Regions from separate parts of the Homo sapiens genome. Here region 2 is linked to region 1. Evidence: chromatin loops called from intact Hi-C (ENCODE). Cell type or tissue: endothelial cell of umbilical vein. All regions are shown on one strand.

Evidence for each region. Peaks named below come from ENCODE experiments on the same cell type or tissue, not always from the same donor. Only the 100,000 strongest peaks of a DNase experiment are listed, where the experiment ranks them.
Region 2: it touches region 1 in a loop (7-fold over the local background); 79 of 110 quality-filtered maps call a loop at or near these places.

The regions. Positions count from the first base shown.
Region 1 is chr7:97,841,831-97,849,830 of GRCh38, reverse strand. No RefSeq gene overlaps it. Among named protein-coding and RNA genes, the nearest start is that of ASNS, 27 kb to the left of the region's middle. RefSeq lists a silencer at 3,090-3,270. In endothelial cell of umbilical vein, no CTCF peak of the experiment used is centred here; no DNase peak of the experiment used is centred here.
Region 2 is chr7:97,100,023-97,108,022 of GRCh38, reverse strand. No RefSeq gene overlaps it. Among named protein-coding and RNA genes, the nearest start is that of SDHAF3, 14 kb to the left of the region's middle. In endothelial cell of umbilical vein, a CTCF peak has its summit at 3,182 (motif pointing left); a DNase peak (open chromatin) is centred at 3,182.

The sequences.
Region 1 (8,000 bases):
TTTTTTTGTTTGTTTTTGTTTTGTTTTAGACAGTCTTGCTCTGTCACCCAGGCTGGAGTGCAGTGGCTTGATCTCAGCTCACTGTAACCTCCACCTCCTGGGATCAAGCAATTCTTGTGCCTCAGCCTCCCAAGTAGCTGGGATTACAGGCAGGTACCACTGTGCCAGCCAATTTTTGTGTATTTAGTAGAGATGGAGTTTCACCATGTTGGCCAGGCCAGTCTCAAACTCCTGGCCTCAAGTAATCTACCCACCTTGGCCTCCCAAATTGCTGGGACTACAGATGTTAGCCACTGCACCCGGGCCTAGTAGATGACTTTTAATGATAATCTTGTGTTTGTAGGTGCTTAAGTTGCCTAAACCTAGAATGATTTGATTCTAGGCATATTTATTCCTGGTAAAGCCTCAGACAGCCAAGCTAAATGACATCGAAAATACTTGGGAAACTTGGTTGAGAATGATTACACAGTGTACATGACAAGATTCATGTATGACATAAACCCCAAATTGCCAGTTTTCCAGGGAGTGGGGTCTGGCTCTAGATTTTTAACTTTAGTGACTGAGATTTGGCATATTTAGTTATCACCCAGAAGTTTGATAGTAAAGATACTTAGTTAAGCCAATTTCATAGCAGCAAACTATACGTCAATTATAATGGCAGCACCTTTCTGGATTTCAAACTACACACAAGGCTTATAGAAGGTTCTTGGCACAAAGAATAAAGCTAGCTTTTTCTCTTCTTTTGCAATTTAAATTATAGAAGATTTGAAGAAACGGCCCTTGAATTGTTGTACACATGACTTAATAGCTCACTTATTGGCTAAACCTGTTTTCCTGGATATTGGTAATTTAGTGCCAAGGAGGCACTAATCTACACAGCATCTCTAACAGCCAATAGTCCAGTTCTTTTGAGCATAAACTAAAAGATTATTAGCTGATGTCATTCTGCCATTTCAGTCTGATGTGAGCACTGTCGTGAATGACCCGCCCTTTAGAGGTTTATTTCACTTTCTCTTAAAATCTGCTAAAAGGTACCGTATAGTTTGACAGAATGATACACTTCTATTTTAAAAAAAAAGAAAAGTAAAATCCACCTAAAATCTACTTTTAAAGTTTTAACATTTTCTTGAAGATCTTTTGCTACAAAGGGACAATTGTATATGTGTGGTAGGTTATCTTGGTTGACATAAGGCCTGAAAGCTTCTTAAGTCCTTTACAAGGAAAAACATAAAAAGGAACTAACCTTAAGCCTATGATAGCCCAGTCTCCAGAGGATTATACTTTGTGGGAAATTTGCTTGTATTAGACTGTGATATGAACATCTTGAGCCCACGGAGTCAGAGCATGCTCCTGAATGCCTCCTGTCTTGGAATTGCCTTAGTTTGGTCTAGAATCTTTGATAAAGGATCATTGGACTAGGTCCCTAAGAAGGGAAAGTCTGGCCACGAAGAAGCAAAGTGGAAGCTGGGCAGGGAGGCAGTTATGTGTGGTTCTAGACTGTGCAGTGGAAAAATCAATACCAAGCATGTACTTTGCAGCTTTTCTAAGTACTTTTATTGTGTTAGCTCATTCCAATCTTAGGAAGTGTGGCAGATTTTATTTTCTAAAAGTGGCCATAGCAGTGTTCCTGGTCCCATGTACTCTTCCGGAGCCTGGCTGCCCCCGTGAAGAAGCAGCCTATTTCTTCTCTCCTTGAGCCTGGGCAAGATTTTGCAATTGCCTAGTAGTAGAATACAGTGGAAGCGATGCTGCATGACTTCTGAAACCAGGTCACAAAAAATGATGTAGCTTCTGCTTTCTCTCTTTTGATGTATAAGGAAGCCCAGGCCACGTGGAGAGGCTGTATGTGAGTTTGGGCTGACTCCCCTAGCAAAGGGCTTAGTCGACAGCCAACAGCAGCCACCAACTGCCAGCTGTGTCAGGGAGTGAGGCTCCAGATGGTTCCAGCTGCTAATCTTTGAGTATTCTACCTGGAGCCCATGCATGGGAAGGAGAGATGAGCCATCCCTGTTGTGTGCTCTGTCCAAGTTCTTCATTCACAAATCTGTGAGCATAATAAAAAAGCTTGTTTGACACCATTAAGTTTTGTGGTTTCTTACACAGGCATAGTAACTGAAACAGATGAACACTGTTACCCCCATTTTACACATATTAAATACGTTGCTCAGTCATTTGGCTAATTAGTAAGTGGTGGAACCTCAAATTAGCTAGGTAGGTTGACTGCAGAGCCTTTGAGTTGTTCTTTTCTAAATATTGTCTTGCAATGTCAGCCTGAAACTATATCCTGGGTCTCTGGTGTGAGTTGGGAGACTAAGGGAAAGGGCTTTTATTGGGAGCAAGAACAGGGATTGCAGGGAATCTCCCAGGGATGGCAGTGAGGCTAACTGTTTTCTGTAATGGCATGAGCTAGGTGATACTGAAAAAACAATTCCAAAATTTCAGTGCATTGTCACAAAAGGTTTTTTTTTTTTTTTCTCAAACTATGTGTCCACCTTAGCCCATGGGGGGCTCTGCACATTGTTGAGGGGGTTATAAGCACTCTGGAACCGAGGCTGATGGAGGGACGACCTTGACATAATTCCACCATCAGCAAGGCAGGGGATGGAGAAAGTGGTGAATTATTTACTGAAACTTAAAGCTTCCACTCTGAAGTGACACATCACTTTTGTTCACATTACATGTAAGTCACGTGGCCACACCTAACTTCAAAGGAGCATGTACCAGAAAGGAAAATAAAATATCTGGAGAATAGCACTAGTGACTCCCCAAATCTGCTCTTCGGTAACAAAATACTGAATTCACTCTCCTATGCAAGAAATATATTCACCCCCTTTGGAAGGTTACAACTGTGGAATTCCATTGTGCAAGGATTCCAAGCCCAGAGTTTAGGATCTCTGGGTGATGTACTTATGTGGAAATCTATTTCAGGGCTGGAGACGGCACTTCATGAACTAAGAAAAAAGTGATCTGCTCCCCATCTGTCCACTGCATAATTCAGCAGGAATAGAATAACTGCGGCAACAACAAAACATATTCAAAAAGAATAAAACAGAAGAAATATAGCAAGCCCTACTTAGGAGCAATTTTGACATCCTGTGGTCAGTCACTTGAGGGCCTCCAACTCCAGCAGAAAATTACCCTTCAGGGCTCATCAGCCGCCAAGTCATCAATGTGTTGGCAGAAGGAGGCAGATTGAAAGAACTGGGAGAATCAGTATCTGAGCACAGGTGAGAAAGGGAACAGTTTGTAGGGAAAGGGTTGATTTCGAGCAATAAAGCCAATTTGGCTCATACCATTATAATTGTGGTTATACAGAGTAAGTGTTAACATTAATTGGTTACCCTTCCTGAGTGCCAAGGACTGCTCTAAAAGGTATAATCAGTCTTCACAACAGTTTGTGAAGTTTGTTCCTTTGAGCTCATCCATGTTTTGTGGATAAGGAAAGCAACATACAGAGGTGTTACATTGCGTGCCTGAGGTCACATAGCTAACACCTAATAGAAGTGGGATATTGGATCCCAGGTTTCAGGGTTTTAGAGACCTTATGCTTAACCCCTACTCTGTGTTACTTTTCAAAGGGATAGACTATAGAATATAATTACATACATGGAAAAATTATAATTCCATATTTTTTCTCTACTTCTGTCTTGTTAATGGGAGTATATGGCCTATTTTATGGGTAGCTCATAAGTTATTTAGGATATCTATAAATTTAAGCATAAGATACTATTTTAATTTTTAAAATTTGCCATGAGCATGTATATGTATGCATCAGTGGAGTAATTTAGATCTTCTGTGACTTAGATGTGATTTTGATCTTTGTGAGTTTTTACCTGATTTCAGGACCTACCTAGTCAATAAATTGATACTGATAAATTAATTCATAGTCCTCTTTGCAACTTGGTGAATTTTTAATAATACTAAGAAAGCCATACCTAGAAATTGCCAGTATATTTTACAAATTGCTTGTGGCAGTATAAAATATTTATTTACTATCTGAGGGCTACAATATAAAACAAAACCACAGGGTGGCAGCAACAACACATATTTTTCTCTGGAGGCAATTTTATGCCTTTTCTGAAAGGTAGTGGTGTGGGGAAACTTTTATGCTAAATTGAAGAGATGACATCTTTATTTCATAAAATCACCCACGCACCGAAGCTCTATAATTTGCTATAAGTAATTAGTGAGCAGTTTTAATAATTAGCTATAAGTAATTAGTGAGCAGTTTTAACTTGTAGACATCATATGACTGTTGTACAGGCCACTATGAACTTGTATATGTATTGTTTTTGTGAACCTTTTATCTCCCTCTTCTTTGATCCACTAGCCTAAACATACCTGCACGATGTGTATTCTTACATAAGTGAGATCCTTTATAATCTGGAAGGTAAGAAAAGATGTGAACAACCTCAAATCTGCTATTTGCTTTTTGAATGTAGCAAAAATCTACATAAACTCATTTTCATAATTACCCACTCTACTAAACCCTGGCTTGTCTCAGTTTATGCAAATGTAGCTAAAAGACAAAATGTGTATTGAGCACTTAGTTTACACATAATACCAGCTAATGTGTACTGATGACTTACTGTGCACCTAACACTGGTGTACAACCATACTCAGTCTCTATGACAATTCTGGGAGGCACCCACTGTTGGTACCATCCCCATTTTATGGCTGAAGAAACAATGTATAAGCAGCCCAAACACTGAACAAGAAGATGGTCAATTTGTGGCCAACAGACTCGTCTGTCAATTATAATGGATACCACAGAAAAGAGCTCCATATTACAAGGCAATTTGCATATGTAGACAGATGATTCATAGAACTTGGTGAGCCCCCATTACGATGACCTTCTTTCTATGTAAGAAGTGCCTTTAGTTCCTACCAGCAAAGCTGTATCCTCTATCTATTAACTTTATGCTTCACAGAATTGAACTCACAGGTAGTGGATTTAGTGGAAATGTTGGAAGTTATGGAGCAGCAGGTTTGAAAGTGGAGGGGCAGGTAAGAACCCAGCATGTCTGTTGGTCCATTTCAGGGAGTGAGAAGAAAACACAGTGAAAAAGAATGATTTAGGCCGGGCGCGGTGGCTCACGCCTGCAATCCCAGCACTTTGGGAGGCTGAGGCGGGCGGATCAACTGAGGCTGGGAGTTGGCGACCAGCCTGACCAACATGGAGAAACCCCATCTCTACTAAAAATACAAAATTAGCCGGACCTGGTGGTGCATGCCTATAATCCCAGCTACTCGGGAGGCTGAGGCAGGAGAATCACTTGAACCCAGGAGGCGGAGGTTGTGGTGAGCCAAGATCGCGCCACTGCACTCCAGCCTGGACAACAAGAGTGAAACTCCATCTCAAAAAAAAAAAAAAAAAAAGAATGATTCATTATTGCATAAAGTGGCTGGGTTTCTGGGGCTCTGTACCAACTGACCAGATCAAATTCAATGAACTGCTAGCTTGGGAGCTTTGCTAAACACACTGAAGGCAACCTTATAGCAATCCTATTACATTATTCTGTGACCAAGGATAATGTAAGACATTATCTGTTTTATTTGGCACAGGAGTTATATAGGTTGTATGCTCCCAAATGACCACACGGTGGGGTAGGATGATCCTCAACTGACTGTTCAACAAACGGGAATTTTTCTATTGGTTTTAACATCTGAATCTTGTGCATCTGTTAATTTGTAGTTTAGCTCTTTTTGTGGTCATAGATTAAAACCAAAACCCCAGCTAATGACCTTGTACACATCTTTGTCATATTGTGCCATGTGATACGTAATGTCACAGACCTTGGATTGCATTGCAAAGCCACCTTTCTTCCATCTTCCTGACATTGAAATACACTATTTCCCGTGCTCCACCCTGACTCTGATTCACTTTGGCTAGTGGTGGGGGAGGTCGTCTCCCTAGCAGAAATAGTGAATACAGGAGAAAGCAAGGGTTGGGAAGGGCCACTGGGAAAGGGGGGGAAATGTGAGTTCTTCTTTGGGCAGTAATATGGTTTAGATGTTTGTCCCCTCCAAAATTATGTTGAAATGTGACCTCCAATGTTGGAGGTGGGCCTAGTGGGATGTATTTGGGTCATGGGGTCAGATCTCTTACGAATGAATGGCTTAGTGCCATCCCCTTGTTGATGAGTGAGTTCTTGCTCAGTTAGTTCACATGAGATCTGGTTGTTTAAAAGAATCTAGACTCTCCCCCCACCCCTGCCCCCACTCTTTGCTCCCTCTCTGGCCATGTGACCTGCCTGCTTTTCCTTTGTCTTCTGCTGTGAGCAAAAGTTCCCTGAGGTCTCCCCAGAAGCCTAGCAGATGCTGGTGCCATGCTTGTACAGCCTGCAGAACTGTCAGCCAAATAAACCTCTTTTCTTTATCAGTTACCTAGTGTCAGGTATTCCTTTGTAGCAATGCGAAAGTGAGAGGTGACAATGTGCTAGCAGCTTTCGCTCGCTCTCAGCCTCCGCATCCACTCTGGCCGCGCTTGAGGCGCCCTTCAGCCTGCTGCTGCACTGTGGGAGCCCCTCTCTGGGCTGGGCAAAGCAGGGGCCGGCTCCCTCTGCTTGCTGGTTGGTGTGGAGGGAGAGGCGCCAGCGGGAACCAGGGCTGCACATGGTGCTCACAGGCCAGCGCGAGTTCCAGGTGGGTGCAGGCTCGGTGGGCCCGCACTCTGAGCAGCCGGCTGGCGCCGCTGGCCCCGGGCAGTGAAGGGCTTAGCACCCGGGCCAGCAGCTGCGGAGGGTGCACTGGGTCCCCCAGCACTGCCTGCCCGCCTGCGCTGTGCTCGAATTCTCGCTGGGCCTCAGCCACCTCCCTGCGGGGCAGGGCTCTGGACCTGCAGCCCGCCATGCCCGAGGGCCCCCCCGCCACCACGGATGGCCAAGCCTCCCCTAGAGGGGAGCCGCCCCCTACTCCCCAGCGCCTGGTCCCATCGACTGCCCAAGGGCTGAGGAGTGTGGGCACGTGGCACAGGACTGGTGGGCAGCTCCACCCAAAGCCCCCCACACCTGATCCACTAGGTGAAGCCAGCTGGGCTCCTGAGTTGGGTGGGGACTGGGAGAACTTTCATGTCTAGCTGGAAGATTGTATATGCACCAGTCAGCACTCTGTGTCTAGCTCCGGGTTTGTGGATGCACCAGTCAGCACTCTGTATCTAGCTAATCTGGTCGGGACTTGGAGAACTTTTATGTCTAGCTAGAGGATTGTAAATGCACCAATCAGCACTCTGTGTCTAGCTCACGGTTTGTAAACACACCAATCAGTGCTCTGTGTCTAGCTAATTTAGTGGGGACTTGGAGAACTTTTGTGTCTAGCTACAGGATTGTAAATGCACCAATCAGCACTCTGTGTCTAGCTCAAGGTTTGTAAATGCACCAATCAGCACCCTGTCAAAACGGACCAATCAGCTCTCTGTAAAATGGGCCAATGAGCTCTCTGTAAAATGGGCCAATCAGCAGGATGTGGGTGGGGTCAGATAAGGGAATAAAAGCAGGCTGCTAGGCTCTCTTTCCATGCTGTGGAAGTTTTGTTCTTTTGCCCTTGGCAGTGAATCTTACTGTTGCTTGCTTTTTGGGTCTGTTTTGTGTTTATGAGCTGTAACACTCATGTCAAAGGTCTGCAGCTTGGCTCCTGAAGCCAGCAAGACGACGAACCAGATGGGAGGAAGGAACAACTCCAGATGTGCTGCCTTTAAGAGCTGTAACACTCATCGAGAGAGTCCGCGGCCTGATTCTTGAAGTCAGCGAAACCAAGGACCCACCAATGTGGGACACAAAAGGACTTAGAACAGGCAGAAAAGTTTGTGATGATGGCAGTGGACATATGGACCATGTGATATGTAATATACGTTATCACCCAACCAGAAATTATATACTGACATACTGCAAGGGGCCAGGCAGGTGAACATGTGAAGCCTCTTGGGCAGGGATGGGGAGCTGTGGCCAATGGCAAGGAAAGCCCAGGAACAGTTTGCTCCTCAGATCCGGCCTTTTCATGCC
Region 2 (8,000 bases), 740 kb after region 1:
AAAATAGGAATATTTGTTTGGATCTAGAAAGAATTATATATGTATAATATATAGTATTATATAATTACATATCTTTATATATTTATTAACGTATAATTTTACAGGTGGTAAAATGGGCCAGAGAAGTTAAGTGACATCCTACGTTGAATGGGTGTTGATTATGAAACTGGTCCATTGTCCCATAAAACTGATGTTTATGGTTTCTTTTGAATAAACATAGAAATAGACCCTCCCAAGACTTTTTTAGTTATTCCCTATATTGTTTAACGGATAATGGCAAGAAAAAAATGTCTGGGAGATTCCTAAGACTTAAGAAAGTTACATTTTTCTTATCTGAGTTACTTTCTCAGGAAACCAAACATCAGGCCTTCCACATAGTATCAAGGAACTGAAACTTACTAAATCACTGCATTTGGACAATGAGATGCCAGATCCCTTAGCCATTATTATTGCCTAACTGACCACCTGCTTCCTGTTGGCCAATTCCTCTTCCTTACCCCTCCCTAATTCCTGTTTTCCCACACATAGTTACTTTTCTTTCCTGGTATATAAACTTTCAATTTTAGTTGGTCAGGGAGATGAATGGAGATGGATTTGAGACTGATCTCCGATCTCCTCAGCTATAGCACCTGAATAAAGCCTTCTTCCCTGGCAATACTCTGTCTCAGTGATTGGCTTCCTGTGTGGTGAGCAGCAGGACCTAGACTGAATCCCTGGAGTTTCAATACCAATTATATAAAGCCTTAAAAGGCACACAAAGTAGTTCACCATTTACAGAGTAGGAAATGAGGAGTTACTGGGAGATGTGAGTCAAGAGAATTGGTGAAAGCAGTCTTTTAAAAACAATCTGGCAGCCATGTGCAAAATAGACTATTGAATGAATAAATACCTTCATTTAAACAAAGGGCCTTGCATGAATCCAGGATGACAACATGCCTGAAGAACATGATTAACTCAACTGTCTGCACTTGAGCCAAAGAAGACAGCAAGAGATTTCCAGGAGTTCATAACACATAGAGGCAGGCAGAGCTGTGGGAGCATGGGCATGAGACTATGAAGGACATTGGATTTAAGGACTGACCGGATATGAGGAAATGGAAAAAAAGCTGAATCTAAGAGGTTTTCATGTTTTCCTTTGTGGATGTATAATTGAAGACAGAAAGTCCGGAGAGAAAACTGCTTGTGGAAATGCATTTTATTTTAATCACACTGAGTTTGAATGGGGCAGCCTACCCTACATGATGCATTGAAAATTTACCTAATAGTGTCAGTGCAGTTCCTTTAATCGTCTAAGTCAGTGGCTCTCAACATCTGCTGTATATTACATTCACCTGTGAAACTGGTAAAAAAAAAAAATAATAAAATACTGTTTCTTAGGCCTCATTCTAAACTGCTTGAATGAGGCCTCAATTCAAACCTCCAAGGGTGGGCTGAGACATTGATATTGCTTAGAAGCTCCAGGCAAAGTGATTCTAATGTGCAGCCAGGATTCAGAACCAGTGATCTAAATTCCCATCTTGGAGACATTTGAGTTCTGGGAAAGTACACAAGATATTACGGCACTGTGTTAAAAACTAATTATTAAATGTTCAGCCTTTTCTGTACTAAAGAGTCCTTGCAACAATGGGGGAAAATATTGTTATATAGTTAAGAATATTTTAAACCGTAAAAGTGAAACTTCTCTCTGAGGAGGAGAATGTAAAGTGAAAACAGTAAAAACATAACTTTGAGTTATATCCACATTTATAAAGTAGGGGGAGGTGATTATAATGTCATGATCTGAAGAGCACAGCCCAGAATCTTTCCACATGCCATATCCGCAATACCACATGTTTCTCCAGGAAAATGATTTAACTTTTCCAGATAACTAATGAACATTTGGAATACAGCTTACTTATACAATCATCTCTTGATATATATGGGGAATTGGTTCCAGTGCTTCTCCTCTGCTCCCCAGGTACCAAAATCTGCAGATGCTCAAGTATATGATAAAAAATGGCATAGTTATTTGCAAATAACCTATACACATCCTCCCGTATATCTTAAATAATCTCTAGATTACTTATAATACCTAATACAATATAAATAGTTGTTATACTATATTGTTTAGGGAATAATGACAAAGAAAAGTCTGTATATGTCAGTACAGGTGCAATTGTTTTTCTGAACATTTTTGATCCTGAGTTGGTTAAATCTGTGATGCAGAACGCATGGATATGAAGGGCTGACTGTACAATGTTGGCACTCTTAATAAAGATCCATAAAATCTCCATTATCTATATCTTCTTCCTTCCTACTCTCCTTCAACCCAAACTTTCCACCAGAACTCTTGATTATATCCCAACTCTTCTGAGGAGTGTCTTCATAACCCCTTGTTCTTTCTCTCACAGGCATTTTCAATTATTTTCTTCATGATATTATTTCATTGAGCTCACAAACACTCACGAGAATACTTCAGGTTAAAAGAAAATCTCTCTATTCTGCCTCCCCTTTAAGCGACCATCCTGTTACTCTGCTTTTTTTCATTGACTTGAAAATATACATTCCTATTCCCACTTTCTCCATCTCCATACCCATTCCTCATTTAATCCCCTGCCTCCTCTTTTTTTTGAGACTGAGTCTGGCTTTGTCACCCAGGCTGGAGTGCAGTTGTGTGATATTGGCTCACTGCAACCTCCACCTCCCCAGGTTCAAGCGATTCTCCTGCCTCAGCCTCCCAAGTAGCTGGGATTGCAGGCTAATTTTTGTATTTTTAGTAGAGATGGGGTTTCACCATATTGGCCAGGCTGGTCCAGAACTCCTGACCTCAAGTGATCCACCCGCCTCAGCCTCCCAGTGTTGGGATTACAGGCCTTGAGCCACCACGCCCAGCCCATTTGACCCCTTTTAACCTGGTGTTGGCCTCACTATTCTTCTGAAATCTCTTTCTTCAAAGTCACTAGTCATTTGCTTCTGTTCACACTCCTACCCCCTCCTGACTTCCTAGAAGTCTTTGCATCTTTGCCTTCCACACATTTGTGCTGCCCAGGCGATCCCACCTTCAGGACCCCACTCCCTCTGTCTTCTTAACTGGCTGTAGTTCTTCCAGCCCACAAATGTGAACAAGTGCGAAGGCTCAATCCAAACATGACTCCCTGTCAGCGCTCTTGTCCCGGCCAGCTGTCCCCAGCAATTACTGATGCTCTGCTGCCCCCGCCTGGCCAAGCCCATTCTAACCACTTCAAAGGCCTCACTGGACCCTTATCTGGAAAACCGCCAGCATAGCTTCTCAAAAAGCTGTTCCAAGCCTCATACACACACCTCTGACCTCTCCACAGTTAAGAGTCTTGCTCTCTATATAACCACAGGATAAGTCCAAACTGGGTGTCCTGTCATCCTTTCAGAGTCTCTGTTCCAAGCTAAACTCATCAGTTTTCTCCAAAGACTTTTCTCTCTCCACGCATCTGTGACATCTTTCCTTCTTTTGATACATGTCATTGTCGAGGAATCCTTGTTTTGACGCTACTTTTGTAAATCAGTTGCTTTTTCTCCTTGCCATTGCCCCACCTGCCTAGACTCTGTATCTCTCAGTTGAAGGATTGCAACAGTCTTCTAATTGCATTTCCTTTCTTTAGTTTTTTTTCTACCTCCAATTAATAGGACATAACATATTCAAATTGATCTTTTTAAAACATGGCTTCACTCAGGTGTCTCCCACAGCCCACCATCTTCCAAAGCTTTCCCACTGTCCTCAGAGTACAACCTGTGCCCCCAGGATATAAAGTCACATTGTAATCAAAGGCAACTGGCAGCCACACTATTACTAACTCACTTTTTCATAGCACTGTACTTTCATAGTACATAGCACTCTTAAAATTGAAGGAAAACAATCTAAATAATTCAGACAAAGATATCAACTTCATAAGGCCATTGTCATTTAACCTACAGAAAGCAAAAGTCAGTAAATATATAAACAAATGCAAAAAAATTGACAAGGGACATTATCTCCCTTCTCTCTGTCCTCCTCAAATTAGAATGAATTTACAGTATCTATTCTGTTTTGTTGTTGTTGTTTATTTCAGCAGTTTTGGGGGAACAAATGGTGTTTGGTTGCACAGAAAAGTTCTTTAGTGGTGATTTCTGAGATTTGGCGCACCCATCACCCGAGCAGTGTACACTGTACGCAATGTGTAGTCTTTTATCCCTCACCCTCCTCCCACCCCTCCGCTCAAGTACCCAAAGTCCATTATATCATTCTTATGCCTTTGCATCCTCATAGCTTAGCTCTCACTTATAAGTAAGAACATATGATGTTTGGTTTTCCATTCCTGAGTTACTTCACTTAGATAATGATCACCAACTCCATCCAAGTTGCTGCGAATGCCTTTATTTTGTTCCTTTTTATGGCTGAGTAGTATTCCATGGAATACTATATATTCCATGGAATACTATATATGTTATGTCCTATTAATTGGAGGTAGAAAAAAAACTAAAGAAAGGAAATGCAATTAGAAGACTGTTGCAATCCTTTAACTGAGAGATACAGAGTCTAAGCAGGTGGGGCAATGGCAAGGAGAAAAAGCAACTGATTTACAAAAGAAGTGTCAAAACAAGGATTCCTTGACAATGACATATATCAAGAGAAAGAAATATGTCACAGATACATGGAGAGAGAAAAGTCTTTGGAGAAAACTGATGTCATTTATATATATATATAACATATATATATAAAACATATATATATAAAACATATATATATAAAACATATATATATAACATATATATGTAATATAATACCATGGTGTGTGTGTGTGTGTGTGTGTGTGTGTATGTATATATATATATACACACCACAGTTTCTTTATCCACTCATTGATTGAAGGGCATTTGGGCTGGTTCTATATTTTTGCAATTGCAGATTGCGCTGCTATAAACATGCATGAGCAAGTGTCTTTTTTGGATGATGACTTCTGTTCCTCTGGGTAGATACTCAGTAGTAGGATTGCTGGATCAAGTGGTAGTTCTACTTTTAGTTCTTTAAGGACTCTCCATACTGTTTTCCATAGGGGTTGTACTAGTTCACAGTCCCAACAGCAATGTAAAAGTGCTCCTTTTTACTACATCCATGCCAACATCTATGGCCATTCTTGCAGAAGTAAGGTGGTTTTGCACTGCAGTTTCGATTTGCGTTTCCCTGATCGTTAGTGATGTTGAGCATTTTTTCATGTTTGTTGGCCATTTGTATATCTTCTTTTGAGAATTGTCTATTCATGTCCTTTGCCCACTTTTTGATGGGGTTATTTGTTTTTTTCTTGCTGATTTTTTTGAATTCCTTGTAGATTCTGGATATGAGTCTTTTATCAGATACATAGCTGGCAAAGATACTCTTCCACTCTGTGGGCTGTCTGTTTGCTGATTATTTCTTTTACTGTGCAGAAGCCTTTTAGTTTAATTAGGTACCATCTATTTGTTTTTGTTGCATTTGCTTTTGGTCATGAAGTCTTCGCCTAAGTCAATATCTAGAATTGTTTTTCTGAGGTTATCTTTTAGAATTTTTATGGTTTCAGGTCTTAGATTTAAGTCTTTGATCCATTTTGAGCTGATTTTTGTATAAGGTGAGAGATGAGGATCCAGCTTCCTTCTTCTACATGTGGCTTGCCAATTACCCCAACACCATTTGTTGAATACAGTGTCTTTTCCCCACTTTATGTTTTTGTTTGCTTTGTTAAAGGGCAGTTGTCGGCCGGGTGTGGTGGCTCATGCCTGTAATCCCAGCTTTGGGAGGCCGAGGTGGGCAGATCACGAGGTCAGGAGATCGAGACCATCCCAGCTAACACAGTGAAACCCCGTCTCTATTAAAAATACAAAAAATTAGCTAGGTGTGGTGGCGGGCGCTTGTAGTCCCAGTTACTCGGGAGGCTGAGGCAGGAGAATGGCATGAATCTGGGAGGCGGAGCTTGCAGTGAGCCGAGATCGCACCACTGCACTCCAGCCTTGGCGACAGAGCAAGACCCTGTCTTAAAAAAAAAAAAAATGTCAGTTGTCTATAAGTATTTGGCTTTGTTTCTGGGTTCTGTAGTCTGTTCCATTGGTCTATGTGCCTATTTTTATACCAGTACCTTGCTTTTTTGGTAACTATAGCCTTGTAGTATAGTTTGAAGTTGGGTAATGTGATGCCTCCAGATTTGTTCTTGCTTAGTCTTGCTTTGGCTATGCAGGCTCTTTTTTGGTTCCATATGAATTTTAGGAATGTTTTTTCTAGTTCGATGAGAAATGATGATGGTATTTTGATGGGAATTGCATTGAATTTGTAGATTGCTTTTGGCAGTATGACCATTTTCACAATATTGATTCTACCCATCTATGAGCATGGGATGTGTTTCTATTTGTGCCATCTATGATTTCTTTCAGCAGTGTTTTATAGTTTTCCTTTCAGAGATCTTTTATCTCCCTGGTTAGGCATATTCCTAAATATTTCCTTTTTTTTTGCACCTGTTGTAAAAGGGGTTGAGTTCTTGATTTGATTCTCAGCTTGGTCATTGTTGGTGTATAGCAGTGCTGCTGATTTGTGTACATTGATTTTGTATCCTGAAACTTTACTGACTTCGTTTATCAAATCTAGGAGCTTTTTGGATGAGTTTTTAGGGTTTTCTAGGTATACAAACATATAATTGGTGAACAGTGTCAGTTTGAGTTCCTCTTTACTGATTTGGATGCTTTTTGTTTCTTTCTCTTGTCTTATTGCTCTGACTAGGACTTCCAGTACTATGTTGAATAGCAGTGGTAAAGGTGGGCATCCTTGTCTTGTTCCAGTTCTCAGGGGGAATGCTTTCAACTTTTCCCCATTTAGTATAATGTTGGCTGTGGGTTTGTCATAGATGGCTTTTATTACCTTGAGGTATGTCTCTTCTATGCCAATTTTGCTGAGGGTTTTCATCATAAAGGCATGCTGAATTTTGTCAAATGCTTTTTCTGCATCTATTGAGATGGACATGTGATTTTTGTTTTTAATTGTTTGTGTAGTGTATCACATTTATTGACTTGTGTATGTTAAACCATCGCTGCATCCCTGTTATGAAACCCACTTGATCATGGTGTATTATCTTTTTGATATGCTGTTGGATTTGATTAGCTAGTATTTTTGTTGAGGATTTTTGCATCTGTGTTCATCAGGGATATTGGTCTGTAGTTTTCTTTTTTCTTATGTCATTTTCTGGCTTTGGTATTAGGGGGATACTGACTTCATAGAATGATTTAGGGAGGAATTCCTCTTTCTCTATCTTGTGAAATAGTTTCAGTAAGATAGGTACCAATTCTTCTCTGAATGCCTGATAGAATTCAGCTGTGAGGCCGGGTGTGGTTGCTCATGCCTGTAATCCCGGCACTTTGGGAGGCCAAGGCAGGTGGATCACGAGGTCAGGAGTTCTAGATCAGTCTGGCCAACATAGTGAAACCCCATCTCTACTAAAAATACAAAAAATTAGCTGGGTGTGGTGGTGTACACCTGTAATCCCAGCTACTCGGGAGGCTGAGGCAGGAGAATCACATGAACCTGGGAGGCAGAAGTTGCAGTGAGCCGAGATTGTGCCATTGCACTCCAGCCTGGGTGACGGTGCGAGACTCCGTCTCGGGGAAAAAAAAAAAAAAAAAAAGAATTCAGCTGTGAATCCATCTGGTCCTGGACTTTTTTTGATTGGTAATTTTTTTATTACTGTTTCAATATCACTACTTGTTACTGGTCTATTCAGAGTTTCTATTTCTCCCGGATTTAATCTAGGAGGGTTGTATATTCCCAGGAATTTATCCATCTCCTTTAGGTTTTCTAGTTTGTGTGCATAAAGGTGTTCATAGTAGCCTTGAATGATCTTTTGTATTTCTGTGGTATCAGCTGTAGTATTTCACATTTCATTTCTAATTGAGCTTATTTGGATCTTCTGTCTTCTTTTCTTGATTACTGTTGCTACTGGCCTATCAATTTTATTTATCTTTTCAAAGAACCAGCTTTTTGTTTCATTTATCTT